Linked DNA regions of Homo sapiens: all the other regions are linked to region 3. Evidence: read pairs that join two places in POLR2A ChIA-PET (ENCODE). Cell type or tissue: HepG2. All regions are shown on one strand. Links, peaks and the distances in the headings refer to the core of each region. The heading gives the core; the rest is flanking DNA.

Region 1 (5,654 bases), core at 887-4,886, 300 kb before region 3:
TGCACCTTTGGCCTTCCTGCTATGTCTCTTATTACCCCTTTATCTCCTCTGTGGGGACCTCTTCTATGCACTCATAAAATTCATCATTCTAGAGTTTTACTCTACACTCTTTTATCATCTAGCCTTATCCACTCTGAGTGTTTCAACTCCCACATATAAACTAATAATTTTCAAATCATTATTTTCGGTCCAGAGCTTTCCCCTGAGCTTCACACTTGCATAACCAACAGTGGGCTAGATGTTTTTACCTGGATGGACCATTCAGCATATCCAATACTAAACTCGTCATCTCATCCCTGTACGTTTTCTTCACCATTTCCAATCTCAGTTGCTGGCATTTCCATCCATCTCAGGTTCCCATCAGGCCAGAAACCTGAGAAACATCTCCCTCCACCCAAGTGCCTCCAGTTGTACCTTATAAGAAAAATTATCAAAATCTGTCCCATCTTCACTATCTTTCCTACCCCAAACTCTGGGAAAAGAGATAGAGTTCTACATGGGAGGGCTTTTGAGGCTCCACGCTAAGAATATGTCATAGACCTGAAGCTACTAAGACCGAAGTTTCCATGTGACTCTGATTTAGAGCCTCTGAGCAGGGTGGACAGCAACTGGGATTCATACAGATCCATAAACATGGATCAGCAGCTCAGTGAGATGTCCCACACTATTATTCCCAATGGAAACAATTTCTTCTACTTCCCAGCTGTCAGGAGATAAGCTGGAATAAGTCAGGAGTAGTTAAGTTGTCTCTGGATAACACACAATCAGATATTCTAAAAGACAGTGGATTCAATTGCTTCTCCAAGGAACTGCCTAGACTTTCACTGTTGGTAAACCTAATCAGGGCTGAAGAGAAAAAAGAGGTGAATTTGTCAGCCAGATGTACAGAACTCAGGTTAGAGATACTGCAGTGGACGTTAGCAGCTGGAAGTGATGATGGTTTCACTCCACAACTTGAAGACACATCCCTGACAGGTGTGATCCCAGAGCATGAAATAAGTGTTCCCTGATCAAGGTCAGGAACTCCTACAAGCACTATCTATAGAAATTCTGAGGCCACAGTGCCTATCCCAAGACCAGATATAGGGCCTCAAAGAGAGAGAAGTACTTTTTAGTACTAAGGGAAATTTTCTGCCTGTATTATGTGGTTTCAGAATGTCCTGGAAAACCTTCTCCCTCTTAAGCCTATAGCTCCATTAGAATAGCCCTCTACCATTTAGTGTGAATTGGGTTTGTTTTTTTCCTTTCTTCAATCTTATCCCTTTCTTTTAAAAAATAATTATTCTTTCTTTTTTAGTCATTTCAATTTGTCTTTTTGATTCAGGGGGTACATGTATAGGTTTGTTACATTGGTATATTGCATGATGCTGAGGTTTGAGATATGAGTGATCCCATCTCTTAAATAGGGAGCATAGTACCCAGTAGTTTTTCAACTCTTGACCCTTTCTCTCCCTACCCCTTCTGGCAGCCCCCAGTGTCTATTGTACCATTTTTTTTTTGAGACAGAGTCTCGCTATGTTGCCCAGGTTGGAGTGCAGTGGCATGATCTCAGCTCACTGCAACCTTGGCTTCCTAGGGTCAAGTGATTCTCTTACCTCAGTCTCCCGAGTAGCTGGGACTACAGGTACATGCCACCACGCCTGGCTACTTTTTGTATTTTTAGTGGAGACAGGGTTTTGCCATGTTGGCCAGACTGGTCTTGAACTCCTAATCTCAGGTGGTCCACCCACCTCAGCCTCCCAAAGTCCTAGGATTACAGGCATGAGCCACTGCACCTGGCTTGTACCATCTTTATGTTTATGAGTACCCAATGTTTAGCTCCCACTTTTAAGTGAGAATATATAGTGTTTGGTGTTCTGTTCCTATATTAGTGTGCTTAGGATAATGGCCTTAGGATAATGACTCCATCCATGTTGATGCAGAGGACATGATTTTATTCTTTTTATGGCTATGTAGTATTCCATTGTGTATATATACACCACATTTTCTTATCCAATCCACTACTGATGAATGGCATCTAGGTTGATTCCATGACTTCGCTATTGTAAATAGTGCTGTGATGAACATACAAATGCCTGTGTCTTTTTGGTAGAACAGTTTATTTTCTTTTGGATATAAACCCAGTAATGGGATTGCTGGGTTGAATGGTAGTTATATTTTACTTCTCCAGACTGTTTTCCCCAGGGGCTGAACTAATTTACATTCCCACCAACAGTGCATAAGCATTCCCTTTTTCTCTGAAGGCTTGCCAGCATCTGCTTTATCTTTTTTTTAACTTTTTAATAATAGCCATTCAGACTGGTATAAGATGGTATCTCATTGTGGTTCTGATTTTCATTTCTCTGATGATTTGTGATGTGAGGCATCTTTTCATGTTTGTTAGCCACTTGTATGTCTTCTTTTGAGAAGTGTCTGTTCGTGTCCTTTGCCCATTTTTTAATGGGGTTTCCTGTTTTTTGCTTGCTGAATTGTTTAAGTTCCTTATAGATTCTGGGTATTAGACCTTTGTTGGTTGCATTGTTTGCAAATATTTTCTCTCATTCTGCAGGTTGTCTGTCTACTCTGTTGATAGTTACTTTCTTTGGCTGAGCAGAAGCTCTTAAAATCTTTAAGCTCTTTAGGTTCCACTTGTCAATATTTGGTTTTGTTGCAATTGCTTTTGAGAACTTAGTCATAAATTCTTTCCAAAGGCCAATGCAAAGACTTTCTCTTAGCACCTGTCACATGCTGCTCTAATTGTTGGTTATCATTCTGTCTCCTAGCTAGTAGAGCCCTTGGAGTCCTCGGGAGGCTACTAGTCATTCATCTTTGTGTCCAGAATGGTGTTTCTTAGGTTTTCTTCTAGGATTCTTATAGTTTGAAGTCTTACATTTAAACCTTTAATCCAACTTGAGTTAATTTTGGCATGTATATGGCAAAAGGTAGGGGTCCAGTGTTATTCTTTCGCATATGGCTAGCCAGCTATCCCAGCCCCATTGCTTATTTTTGTTGGTCTTACCCCTTTCTAAGGTATCCTGCATACTGCTCTTAGAGTGGTCTTTCTAAATTATATGTCTAGGCTGGGCATGGTGGCTCACACCTGTAATCCCAGCACTTTGGGAGGCTGAGGCAGGAAGATCACCTGAGCTCAGGAGTTAGACACCAGTCTGACCAACATGGTGAAACCCTTTCTCTACTAAAAATGCAAAAATTAGCTGAGTATGGTGGTGGGCACCTGTAATCCCAGCTACTTGGGAGGCTGAGGCAGGAGAATCACTTGAACCCAGGAGGCGGAGGTGGTAGTGAGCCAAGATGGCACCACTGCACTCCAGCCTGGGAAACAGAGCAAGACTCTGTCTGAAAGAATTTTTTTTAAAAAAGTATACATCTAATATCATATTCTTCTCTAAGGCCTTTCACTGATTTCCTTTACCTTTCAGATAAAGTTCTAACTCAGCTAAACCTATTACATCCTTTGTGATCTGACTTCTACCTTCCCCTGTAGCTTGCTTTCCACTTCCCTTCCTCTGGAATTCTTACTCCAGCTATATTGAAACACATGCAGTTCCCTGAGAAGAACGTGCATGTCTGGGTTTCTATACCTTTACACGTGTTGTTCTCTCTTGCTGTAACAAATTTCTTCTTGCTAATGTCAAAAATCAGCTTTGGTATCTCTCTTTACTCTCTCAGCTGGCAAGCTCTGTGTCCCCAAAACACCAAGGCCCCTTCTCTTCACACCTGTCACATGCTGCTCTAACTGTGGCTTATCATTCTGTCTCCCAGCTAGTAGAGCCCTTGGGGTCCTTTAAAGGCTCCTAGTCATGCATCTTTGTGTCCCAATGCTTAGGAGAGTATCTGTCATATAGGAGATGCTCAACAAATGTCTCACAGCAAGCTTTGTCTGAGGAATGGAGAAAAAAGAAAGAAACTGCATACGTGGGAGGAGAAGTCCCGTGTCAGACGGAAGGAGAGGATGTCTTCTGAGAATGTTTTGCTTTATAGTTGAGTTGGGAGTTGAACTCTAATTCAGCAATGGACAGATGACTATATACTCCCCGGCCCCATTGGCTTCAGGTACCCTCAGTCAGCTGTTCACATTGCACCAAGTTACCTCTTCATTGCCCAGCCTTCCATTTCACTTTGCACTTTTGAATGAGGGCAACAAATTTGACCCTGTGGAGCTACGTTTAAAAGTGGAACTAAAAATGGGGGCATGCCCCTTCTCCAACCAGACTTCTTTTCTGTATACCCCATCCTACCTCCTTGTATACCTGCTCACTTCTCTGAGATCAAGTTTTAAAATGCATCAATAAAATGTCCCCCAACCTAAGTTGATTCTTCTGCTGATACACAGTGGCAGCTTTTAAATACAGGAGGCTCCAGTTGTCACTTTCAATCATAGGCTCTGCTGAGGGAGACTTAGGACTTAATCATCTTAAGAAAACAAACAGAGGCCCTCTGCTGAGGAGCAGCATGCTGACAGATAGATAGATAGGAGAGAGGACAGAAATTGGCATGCCCAGGATCCTTCCTGTGATCCATACGATGCAGTTCCAGCACTTACAGACCAGGTCCCAGAGAATGAAAATGACAACTCGACATGCCCCTTATCCTTTCCAATTAGCATCTAGTTCATGTTCTTTCTCTCTTGCCTTCTCCATCCCTAAGAGCATCTGGCCCTTTTAAAGGAACAAGGTCTCTTGTTATTCCCCATTCAACTCTCACTCCTCACCTGAACTGGTACCAGACCATCAAAACTTAGAATGTGACAGCTGAAAAGATCTAGTCCACAAGAGGTCTAGTCTAGTATCATCATTTTACAAGTGTGGAAGAGAGTTCAGCTCGGGAGATCCATTTATAAATGGTCAGATAGACTAGAGTTGAACCCAGATCTGCCAATTACCAGCCCAGTTCTCTTCAGCTTCTCAAATGGCTACATATTAGCATCATCTGGGGATCTTAAGAAGAAGAATAAAAGTAAAATTAAAACACTTGTGCCCAGACCCCAGGCATCAGTAGATTTTAGGAACTCCCCATGTGGCATTAATGTAAACCCGGAGTTCAGAAAAACTGAATGCACCCAATTTCTTTCCAGACTCTGTTCAGATTCACTGGGCATTGTATGTGGGGGGAGATGTAATTAGGGAGAAGAATGCTGGGTTGTTGTATATTGAGAAGCAGAAATGAACTCTGTAAGATCTTTTGGCCAGGCTGGGTGTGGTGGCTCATACCTGTAATCCCAGCACTTTGGGAGGCTGAGGTGGGTGGATCACGAGATCAGGAGTTCGAGACCAGCCTGGCCAAGATGGTGGAACCTTGTATCTACTAAAAATACAAAAAATAGCTGGGCATGGTGGTGGGCACCTGTAATCCCAGCTACTCGGGAGGCTGAGGCAGGAGAATTGCTTGAACCCGGGAGGCAGAGGTTGCAGTGAGCCAAGATTATGCCACTGCACTCCAGCCGGGGCGACACAGCAGGACTCTGTCTCAAAAAAAAAAAAAAGATATTTTGGCCAGACCAGAGATCCCTAACGAGGAATGTTTAATTCCCTCTGAAGGAGTTTCTTGTTTCGTTTAAACCGGCACAGGGCTATCAACCATTTTTTGCTGGGCATGGAACTTGGTATTAGGTGTTATTAATTTGGTGTTATTAATTGTGAAGACACAGACAAAAG
Region 2 (5,654 bases), core at 887-4,886, 180 kb before region 3:
AGTTGTCAACATCTGTCCAGGTAAAAAGAAGAAGGAAAGAAAGAAGTACTTCATAATTCCATAACTATTTTGAGAGGGAGAGGCATTGGGGACTGGGGGAAGAGAAAGAGAGAGAAAAAGAAGAAAGAGAGAAAACGTTTTGCCGTATCATCCACTATCCAGGGCTCATCCATGAAACACAAATACCCTGCCATCCAGAGAACAGAGAGCTGTGAAGAGTGGCTTCTGAGTCACCATCACTGAAGTGGAAATATTTGTACAAGTTCAAAGGCACCAGAGACCTTGGCAATCATGTGCCCTAGTGAATGTCAAGACATAAGGTGACATCAATACAAACTGACAAACCTGAGGAGTATCTTCTATTTGGAATAAGGAAGCTCTGGGGATAAATCAAGCCTCATTCCTTCTTTTAAATAGTGTTTTCATCCGGGTGTGTCTCCAACCCCATGGCCCATGATGACACATCATCTGTCTAATTTAACACATTGTGAGCTCTGCAAAGATTAGGATCCCTCAGTAGGGAAAGTCAAGGACTTGAAGAACCATGGTAGCAAATCTATGAAATATAAGAATCTGGGTAGGACAATGTTACACCTATTCAATAATCCTGGGAATACTTGGCTCATTGTCTTTCATAGAAGCATGAAGTAGATTTTCAGGACAAAAGAAAAAAAAAAGACTAAATGAAAGCCAGAACTAGAAATTCTAAGAAGTGATATAGGCTGAGAATATAAGTAAATAGGAAAATAGTTTGAATAACTCTTATAGAATTTTTTTAAAGGGAAGTTAGGGTAGTCAGCCTTATGTTCCTCACCTATAAAGGGAAGATCTCGAGCAGAAAAGTGACATAATTCTTTGCTAACAAACTCGTTGTATTCCAGACACCAACAAAACATTAGTTTCAATGATTTACAGTAAATCTAACAAACATATGCAAGTATGTTTGTTAATACCTGTGCTAGGTACTATTTCTAAACAGCCATTAGTCTGTTCCAATGGGAGAAATTTCTTCTATTCTCATGGGAATTTCAATAGCCTGATCCATTCAGTAATGAAAATATAAGACTGCAAAAGAAACAAGGTGGGAGGTAAAGAGGGAGGAAGGAATAGTGTTAGGGATTCCTGCTGTCCTAATTTACCTGGAAATGAAATTATTACTGTAAGTTTGTGACAGTATTTCACTTTTATGAATTGCTTTATGATTATAAACTTACTCTAGCTTCATAACATCCCTATGAGGTTTGATGGCAGACGTATAACCCCATCTCACAGAGGAGTCAGACCAAGAGTAGTTAGTTATTCTCAAGGTTACCTAATGAATGATGTTCAAGTCAGGTCCCAGTCTCCACTTGCTTGTTGGCATTACCTACCGAACTGTCGGCCAACCCTGACGTTAATACCTCCCTGTGCACAGGATCCAAGATGGCTCTGCTGTCTAATAACTGCACATAGTACGCCATGTTCAGGCAAAGTGCAGTGGCATTTTGATGGACCTATGAGACGCATTGAAGCTATTAGGAACAGTTGAGAGATCACAGGCAAGATCACCTGTTTTGGCCACTAACTCTTCAATTCCCCAATACTGTGCCCCTGGCCCTCCCACCCTTTCCTCCTGCTCTACCGCCCATGGTGCATCTCAAAGAACATTCACACATACAAAAGAGAATCACAGAGCCGTATGAAGAAGGCTCAGGCAAGTCCAAAACTCCAGGGTATGTAACTGTTTTGAACATGCACTTTTGATAGTCTCTCCAGTTTAATTGGAAGAGTGCGATTTAGAAGCAAGCAAAGTCATGTGAACATAGCACTGGAGCTCAAAATGAGTATGGACCTTCTCTCTATTCCTTCTCTTCCTGTCGGTCACTGTCACCTGGTCTACAGGCAGGCCAGCTCTCATCTCAGCTGGCCAGCTCTACCTGAAGTATAAGTAAGTCTGACAAAAACCCAGGTTAAAGCTTCAAATGCAAGTTTACCTTCCCAGAGCTCTCCCTCCTCCTTTTAAATTGAGACATTTGTTTAAACCCAATTCTTCCCTCAAATGGATAGAGACACTATGGGCTCTTAATCGGATGCTAGGAAAATGACAGTATTCTGTGGACTTATAGATTATGGAATTTTCTCTCCCACAATTACATGGGCGAGTGGCATAAGAAATAATGAAAAATGCATATGAATGGTATAGCACAGTACTCACTGAGAACAAAGAGACAAAGTCCAGAGTTAATACTGTAAAGCATTACTTTCAACTTATAGATAGCCTAAAAGAACAACATTTTCACAGCAACTCGGAGGTTCATTTGGGACTGACTTAAGGAACCCCCACCCCACCAACAACCACCCCCACCCTTCACACAAAGGTCACCTGGCCTCTGCCACCTCAGCACTCCCGATATTTTTGCATCCTGAACAGCCAGCCCCACTGTCTGACCAGGTAGCAGTCTTATCACTATGCCCTTAATGGACTTGGTTGTCATTTGTTGATGAGAAATAAAATAGCAAAAACAACAGCATATAAAGAAACAAAGTTTTCCCCAGAGAGCAGATGGGATTCCACCAGGACCCCCAGTCTCCATATAATCTCTCCCTCCTCCAAGAGAGATCAATTCCCAATCTCTTCCCAGGGAATTACAGGTTCGGTCGTGACATTGGTGAGCCTTTTAGAATGGCATGCCCAAGGTAGTAATTTTGTAATCTACCGCAGCTGAAGTAAGTATAGACCTGGGCTTGCTCCAGCCTCCTTCTCTCTCCTCCATCCAGCACTGGGTCCTCACGTAGGTGAAAATACTTTGCATGTAAACAAACTCCTCTCAAAGACACCTCAACCTTGACATTTCTTTCTCCTTTTCCAAACTTGCTTCCTTTTAAAACACCTCGCGACTGCCGTGCTCCCACATGAGGCCCAATTATCAGAATAATAATTAACAGGCTCTCATTATTTAGGATCAAACAATGCCCCCTTAATGAAGCAAGCCAAGAATAGCCAATGTAATCCCTTAAAACAGGGCGTGAGTTTTCCTTACACCTTGGGGCGTCTAATCCACTGAAACCATTAGGCACCGAGCTGCCCATAACGGCCTGGATAACATTGAGTCAAGGACAGTTAATGGATGCCAGAGCACAGACCAAAGTGCTCCAAGCATGTCAGTCAAGACTAACCGGAGGCAAAAACATCAAAATGCAGGTTGGAGTTTTGACATTCCTGCAGGCTCTGAACGCCTCGCCAGTAAATTTTTAAAGTCAATATCCCCCTTATGCTCATGAACACTTTTCTGTCTGATGAGTAGGACTAATGTGGATCTGATTGAACTGTGACTAAAGTAGGACTTTAAAGGCAGCTTTGAATGTGTGTAGGGCGGAAAGGGTTTTTTTGTGTGTGTGTTTTGTGTGTGTGTGTTTTCTTTTTTTTCCCCAGAAATGTCTGTGATAATAACGAAGACAGTGTACACAGATTATCACAGGCTGTGTCTTTCGACTTCAAGGTTATGTGATTAGAAAATTAGAAAAGCGACGAGATTAGAAAAACCGCAGAACATTTTGAAAGAAAGCTTTTTTACAAATTATCTGTGTGCTGGATTTACACAGAATCTGATAGATGGATCTTCTAATGTTTGGAAATGGATAAATGCAACAATGCAAATAGGAAGAACTGGCTTTGGAGCCTACTCCTGGCAGAAGTTCAAAACCCATATTAAGTATTCTAATTCACTCAAAGTCTGTTACTTATATTTTTTTAAAAATTGCCCCATGCATACAAAAACAAAATATAACCATTCTATAAACATAAAGGTAGAAACAACAATGAGACTGTTGTTTCTCATAATGTGTGACTTTCCCCCAGATTTGGAATAAAACCTTCTCCTCTCTGCCCTTTCTCTTCTCAGATGCTGAGAATGCTAATTAGAAGACAGGTATCAGGAAGCCCACACAGAGACGGTTTTGGGATTTTGTCAGCACTGGGCAAGTGGCTTAAGGTGAGATAGCCATTCTGGAGTCACAGCCTTACTCCTCCTTTAATGAAGGGAAAAAATAAATTTTCCTGTATCAAAACCTAGACTGGTCTAAATAAAAATTCCATTAAAAAATCACTCCATTTGCATGTCTGATGACAAGGATGGATTTCTAAAAATGTATAAGCAGAAAGATCTGTTAGTAAAAACAAAGGTGTAGAGGCTCACCTGTGTCTGATGAGAGCTTCCCAGGGCCCTTTCAGCACATGGAAGACGGAGTATTATTGTCTTGCCCGGGGAGAATAGCTCTATAAGCCCCAAAGTGCCCACATCCATGTTTAAAGGCATAAGTGACAGTCAAGCCATAGTGACCTTTAACCTATTTAATTGGAAGCTTTAGTAGACAGCATCTTGACATTTTTAGGACTTAACTCATTGCCAGTTGATTTAGGCCTCCCAAATGTTAAAATATAAATAGATCATAAATGCACGTCTAGGTCAGACTTGAATCTTCCAGACCTCTAAAGGTGATGTCAGCAAGATTTCACAATAAGGACTTCCCATTTAAGTTTAGGGATGCCCCAAAGCACATGAGTTGTCCTTAGTAGCTGATGTGTTAAATTGATTAGTTGGACCATCATCTAAATTTCTGTGCTTATTTTGATATTCAACTCAATATATGTGTGTATGTTTTAGCTACCATCTACCTATTGATTTCTCTGTATATCTATCCATCCTGTACTCAGTTGATCACAATATTTGCATAATTCAAAGCTGTAAGAGTTTATTGAACATCTACCCTATGCCAGCTTTGTTAGACATTCTGGAATAGGACTTTGTAACCTAGGGCTGTGGAATTCTTCTGAGAGGTCTATGAACAGAGTTCAGGGTGTGAATCCACTGTGTCTGTGTGCAAAATTTTGTATATTTATGTTCCTTTTGCTACAGAAAAGCCCATAGCCTTCATAGCATTGTGGGGAGTTACATATGTCAGGATCTAAATGAATAGATGCTTTCTCTATAGTATGTGCTTGGGAAACGATGCTTTAGTGTGAGAGTGTCACAGATTTTTAAAAAATTATTACTGAACATTAGCTAATTTTGTCCTGGAAAATAGGTAATTCAAAGGTGAATTTCTGGCTCCAACAAAATCACTCCAAAAGTGATTTAGTTGTTTCCATGGTTTTATTCTGTTGTTTCTGTTTCGTTTTATTTTTTTGAGGAGAACCTTGCTCAGACCCTGGAATAGTAGAGTATCCACATCTCCCCCAAACGTCCACCATGAAAATTCCTTTTCTCATTTTACTCCTCCCCTACCTTTATTTTTCTCTTCTTACTCTTGTGCTTATGCCCCAAATTCTCTGCCCCGCTGGTTTCGTCTCTTAGCTTCTCTCGTTCTCTCTCAGTTCTTTTCCTGTGCCCTTGGCTGCAAACCTGCTCTGTAATTCACAACAGAGCAGCTGTCATTGGCTGGGAGAGCCAGGCTCCTTGGTTTTAGACAGCCCTGGAACAAGGCAGTGACTTTGGTCTCTGGGTTCCTCAATAGACTGTACAACAAAGCCGTGGTGAAAGAAGGTGTCTTCTAAGAAGTTCACATTACGGCCTGTAGTAAAAGAAAATGGTGATATTGTTACAGCCACCAGTTTCTTCCCATTGTCTTCCTTGTCAAAAACATGCCCCCTCCAAAGGGATGGGATGCGTTTCAGT
Region 3 (5,654 bases), core at 912-4,911:
AGTAGAGACAGGGTTTTACCATGTTGGCCAGGCTGGTCTCGAACTCCTGGCCTCAAGTGACCCACCCACCTCAGCCTCCCAAAGTGCTGGGATTACATATTATAGACGAAAACATTACAAGATTACATATACAAAGAAAATATACTATACATGAATCCAACAGATAGAGTATGATCATGCCCATTAACAAGAATTCTAGAGTCCTTATCCTTTCCCTTATCTCCACCCATTACAGTGTTCCTTTAAAGAATGGTTTATCTGGTAAATTGAATATTTGTTTTATTTTCAAAATTAAAGATGCCAAATTGTACCATTGCATAAAGGGAGAAAAGGGAATCATGAAGACATTTATAAGACTATTCATGAGTCATGGGTCTATGCACAAGCCTAGAGGACATGCAGTTGAGGAGCATGTAGGAAAGAAACTGTTCACTGCCAACTGTTCTCCTAAGAAGAATATGAGAGGTAATGCTTTTTAAACTTGAAATATACTTCTCGGGAATATGTAACACAGACATACAAAAGGTGAAATACTACAAACTAACCACTCTACAGAAATTGTCATCTCCCAGATGAGATTACTACACTAGACACAACATGTTTATTGGCTCACAAAAGACATGTCACCTAACAATTCATAGTAGGGAGTCTGAGGAAAATAACTCACCCATTGTGAAGTCAATGTTCAGATCAATATCCCTTGGGGAGAAAAATATTGCTCATTGATAGAGATTGATTTTTCTTTTCCTTAAGAAAACTCCTGAGGGGTAAACAATATTCTTTTTTTCATAGTGAATGTAACTAAACAAGGCAATGTCAAGGTCTACATTTTCCTAGCCTCATTAGCATGATACTCAAAAATCATGAGTGTAATTATACATGCCTTTTGACCTACTGAAAAATAGATACCAGTTCAATTTTTTTAAATTTCTTTTTAATATCCAAGCAATGGGACTTCAAAGACAACTTGATGTATGTTCTCTGCTTTACTAAACAGCACTATTATAAGTGAGATGCTTTTTGGTACTTTAAGACAATTTTAAAAATTATGTATAAACTAAAAAAAACTGGATCTTATATTTTTTAACCTATGAATTTTGAAAATGTTCTTCCTGCCTTCACCTTACTTTTCCACTCCCATTTGTGCCCCTAAACAATTAAAAAGCATACAGAAGCCTTGGATCTTACATTTTCCAAAGGCCTTCACAAAAGCAAGATGTTTTCATGGGCAGATGGAAAAGAAGGCTGAATGAATTCATTTTATATTTAGCATGTTGGTTCAGACTGGTGAATATTTAGATTTATTTACAAGTCTACAGTAGATTATAGTGTTCAATACATAGACTGTCTTCTTAGGCCACATGTGTGACCAAAAGAAATCTTGCCTTCTACCCTTTGAAACTCAAAAGTTGCATAAGAAAGGACAGATGGATGATTTGGGGAAAAAAGAAATGTCATTCAATTAATGTTTGTTGAAAAGGGTGTCACAGATCATTGGCAGAATTTCCACTCATTGGCAACTCCCCGAAGCAGCCAAAGATTAATTGAACACCCAGACTACTGGGTTCTATGAGGAGAGGAGAACAACAGTGTGTTGGTGATTACAGAGGCTGAGATGTGGAACCAACAGAAGTATAGCTGAATGAACCATCTTCCACATGCAGGAAGAGTGCCCCCACAGCCAAACGATCTTTGTTCTTTAGTCCTGGGATAGAGATGGATTCATATCATACCACACTCTTGTACTCTATTTCTCTTTCTAAAAGAATGTCTTTTTCAAGTGATTTAAACATAAGATTAGGAGCAAAGTTCATTGATTGTCATAGGGTCATGACCTACAACTTGACCTTAGGAAACACTTAAACCACACTGATTATACAGATTTTTCTCATCTAATGGTATAATATCTATAACTACATGCATCTGGTAACATACTAAATGCTGTCTAGAACAACAAAGCAAAGCAAACCAAAAGCCCACAATTTAAATTAAAAAAAAAAAAAGATCTAAGCCCACCTTCGTAAACATGTGCTTCTGTAAGAAGTTAAAAAAAAAAAAAAAGAAAGAAAAGGAAAAGAAAAAAGATCCACCAGAAGTACCAAAATCAAATATTTATTAGTCTTTTAATTTTCTACTTATTTGAAATTCAAAAATAATTTTCATGCTTTGATAGGAATGTGCGGTTGTTTATCATTTCAAAAGCACTTCTCCTTTTATCACGAATCGAAGAAGAACTAACATTGAGAAACAAGGAACCAGAATATTTAGAGATGCTGGGAATAAACTACAAACTAACATGGTCAAGGGAGAGAAAATATGATCCTCTCAGAAGAATAATGTAACAACAATCAGAGCACATCTGGGATTTGATTCAAACCAACCTGGAACCAGATTGGATCTCCAAGCTGTTCTGTGTATACACACACACACACACACACACACACACAGACACACACGCTGAGATTTCCAAAAGTGAAATTTCCAGAAGTTATCCTACAGAGTTAACCCCAGAAAGGACTTCACTGGCAGACACAGGCATAACTTTACTCCTTTTGTGATGACCCATGAGTGGGGTCTATGGCAGTCTGAATAGATGGGCCTTTCTGTTGAAAGATTCTGCCTAATCCTTCCCACCAAAGCAGGGTTCTAAAGGTGTCAGCAGGATTTGGCTGACTGGATCGTTAATGGAGCTATGGTTAATTATTGACTGATTAGGGATTTACCTTATCTTTCCGTCAGGAGCTGGCTCAAGACTTAACGGTAAGCAATTTAGAGCCAGGGTGAACCTACACACATGCCTTTTTCTTCTTTTCCTTTGGGTCACTTTAGCTTGCCCCTCCCCATAATTCACATTCAGGACAGAATGGCCAGTCCTTACAAGGCGTGGGAGTCCTCAAGAGCACCGAAAATGAGAGGGGCCAGGTCCACGTGACAAGTGTCCAGAGACAGAGGCTTAGAGAAATGTGCCTTTTGCAAAACAGTGTTTATGTGTAAAGGTTTTCCAGTTAAGTCCCTGGGAGAAAAAAAAAAAAAAGCACTTGCTTTTTGTCTCTAAAAGGTCTGGTGATGCCCGTGGGTGAGAATCCACCCCGCACTCCCCAAGGCCCCTTGGCAAAGCCAGGGAATGAGTACAGGCAGCTCAGGCCCAGCTGCCCCAGATAAGAGGTGGCCCGTGTTAATGCACAGGCTTCCTCTGCACCTCAGCAGGGCCTTCCTTTTCTAAACAGTCTCCCTTTAATGTTGGCGAATGTTGTTTTTCCATTGACTCAACATCTCGCCTGGTGGTAAGCCAGTGAGGAAAGTTGCAGCGGGGGAGGGGGAAAGTGGGAGAGAGTGATGCCAAAGCAAAAGAGCGGGACGGTCAGCCAGGTTTCCAAACAAGCTAGACACCTGCTTTGGAAAGACAGTGACCAAGCCTAGACTTCTGGCTTCCTCTTCACTTTGATCAGCCTTTTGTTCCCTGCGGGTCTGTGATGGGCTCCCTGCCCCTCCCCTCACCACTGCCCCCTTCACTGGGAGCTACTTCAACTTAGAAACCATCAAAAATTCATAGCTTTTCTCTATGAATGTAACTGTCTTATCTGAAGAAAAGGGAAAACAGTTATTGGAATGCATGAAAGAAGAGAAAGGAATTCTAAGGAAGAGAAGATGGAAGGAAAGTAAGTGAGAAGAGGAAAATTGGAGAGAAAAATAAAGAAAGGGGAAAAGAGAATAGAGGAATAGAAATTAAAGGCAAAAAGAAAAGAATAAAAGGATAGAACAAAAAATAAAGAAAAGGGAGGAGGGCAAAGGAGAAGGACGGCAGAAAAGTGAAATCCAAAAAGGGAGCTTTTCTCCCAGAAGCTCAGTTTCTCAAGCCACAGGACCGTTCCGGGGCTGAGTATGAAGAACAAGGGCTTCTCTGGGCTACCCCAGGTCAAGGGGCATTTTCAAAACCAAATCTTGATTAGAGCCAGCTAAATGTTTTGACTTGAAGGAGACACTGAGGATTATAAAGCAAAATAGAGCAGCATGAGTAAGAAAGAAACAGGAAAAGAAAGAAAATTTTTTTACAAAAACTCATGGGGACACAAAGGGAATGATAGAAAACACTTCTGAATCAGCTAGTCATCTACTAACAAGCTGTAAAGATCTCCAATGACAAGTTGTCACATTAGTTTAGTGAAACTGAAGCAGTACTTATCCCCTTTCCTGTGCTTAATCTCTCCCTGCGTGCCACAAAAACATGCTACCACGTTTAATAGGATTAGTTTCGTTCACTTTCTCCCCCCACCCCTTTTATTTTTTACAATTCTATTTTCAGCAATACAGGGATCCTTGAATTCATCGACTTCCTGTGGTGCACAGTAAACCTGGCATACATGATTTTTACCCTTTAAATACTTTATTTTGAATGTGAAAAATGTAATTTATTTCCTATCTTCCCCCCAATAGCCATAGCTTGGGGTGTGGGGGCAGGTGTTGATGGTAAAAGGGTCAAGACAAAAACAGGGTTATGGAAAAGGGCTGACACAGCCCAATCCCTGCAGAAGCTACTGCCCTAAGCGAAATTGCTCTAGCTCAGACTACAGGCAGACCCGGATTCCAATTCTGGCTGTGCCACTTACTGGCCTTGCGGCCTTGAGCAAGTGGTGAAGCCTTCCCCAGTCTCAGTTCCCTCATTCAAACATGGCGATAATTCATCTCTTGGCTGTTGGGAGAATTACGCATACTATACTTTATTTCCTCACTTCTAAGATTCACTTTTTCTCATATCTTATGTTCCTAAAATCAGTGTCTCACAATCCATTGTGCATTTAAGATCCTCGTATTTTCCTTTTCTCCTAAAGGCCATCTTTAAATGGTGTGTCTTATAATCTACGACATTTTGGAATCAAGAAACGGGAATTTTGGGGTGTAAAGCACCTGTCCCAGTCCTGAGGCGTAGCAGTGCTCAGCAAGTGCTGGGAGTATCCATCGCCGCCCATTTTCACTATGCCTGCTGACTCCTTGCCGCATTCCCACGGAAAGATCACTTTGGAATAGGAGAGAAGAAGGTGTTGACACTTTTGCCCCTCGTCCAGATCCTTCTAGACTAGAGTTTCTAATTGAGGTTTCCGAGATCTGCCTAAATCAAACACCGATCATAACTGCCCATATTGGGTCAGAACCAAAATCCTTCGGTCCACTCTGCTCCCTCAAAGGGTCACCAACTGTCGTGCTTAGCAGTGTCTTGCAAACAGTAATTATCCGATGAATTGAATTATTCTGTTTTCTTTGAGTCCACTTTGGGTTAAGCACCCCCTCCCGCTCTCCCCAGCACCGCCATCAGAAGATTAGCAATGGAGAGAGAAGGGGATGAACTCGCCTGATGGTGGTGGGAAAAGGACGGTGGGGCAGGGAACAGGGACCCAGAGGAGTGAAAGGAGCAGCAGGGCCTAGGGAGGGGACGGAGGAAGATGGAGCTGGGAGGAAGTAGGAAGCTAGCGTGAGGGGCGCTGTCGAGGCGCTGAAGGGGGGCACACACCGAGGCGCAGCCCGCACCCCCAGTAGGCTGAGAGGGCGCCGGGGACCCGCACTGAGAGTCAAGGCAGCCCCGCTTCCCTACCCATAGCGCCCCCCGGGAGATAGTCCGGGACGCAGGGCCCCCGAGGCTGCGGGTCCAAGTCTTTCAG

What was found. ChIA-PET counts read pairs that join two places held together with the same protein. Peaks named below come from ENCODE experiments on the same cell type or tissue, not always from the same donor. Only the 100,000 strongest peaks of a DNase experiment are listed, where the experiment ranks them.
Region 1: POLR2A ChIA-PET joins it to region 3 with 5 read pairs; 3 of 35 experiments call an interaction of 5 or more read pairs at or near these places.
Region 2: POLR2A ChIA-PET joins it to region 3 with 5 read pairs; 4 of 35 experiments call an interaction of 5 or more read pairs at or near these places.

Annotation. Positions count from the first base shown.
Region 1 is chr1:213,672,538-213,678,191 of GRCh38, forward strand. It overlaps a transcript of RPS6KC1 not described here. Among named protein-coding and RNA genes, the nearest start is that of LINC00538, 250 kb to the right of the region's middle. In HepG2, for the core only: no CTCF peak of the experiment used is centred there; no DNase peak of the experiment used is centred there.
Region 2 is chr1:213,790,503-213,796,156 of GRCh38, forward strand. It overlaps a transcript of RPS6KC1 not described here. Among named protein-coding and RNA genes, the nearest start is that of LINC00538, 130 kb to the right of the region's middle. In HepG2, for the core only: no CTCF peak of the experiment used is centred there; a DNase peak (open chromatin) is centred at 3,239.
Region 3 is chr1:213,974,406-213,980,059 of GRCh38, forward strand. All of the region lies in intron 1 of PROX1-AS1 (PROX1 antisense RNA 1), which reads right to left. Among named protein-coding and RNA genes, the nearest start is that of PROX1-AS1, 8.9 kb to the right of the region's middle. In HepG2, for the core only: no CTCF peak of the experiment used is centred there; DNase peaks (open chromatin) are centred at 2,696 and 3,303.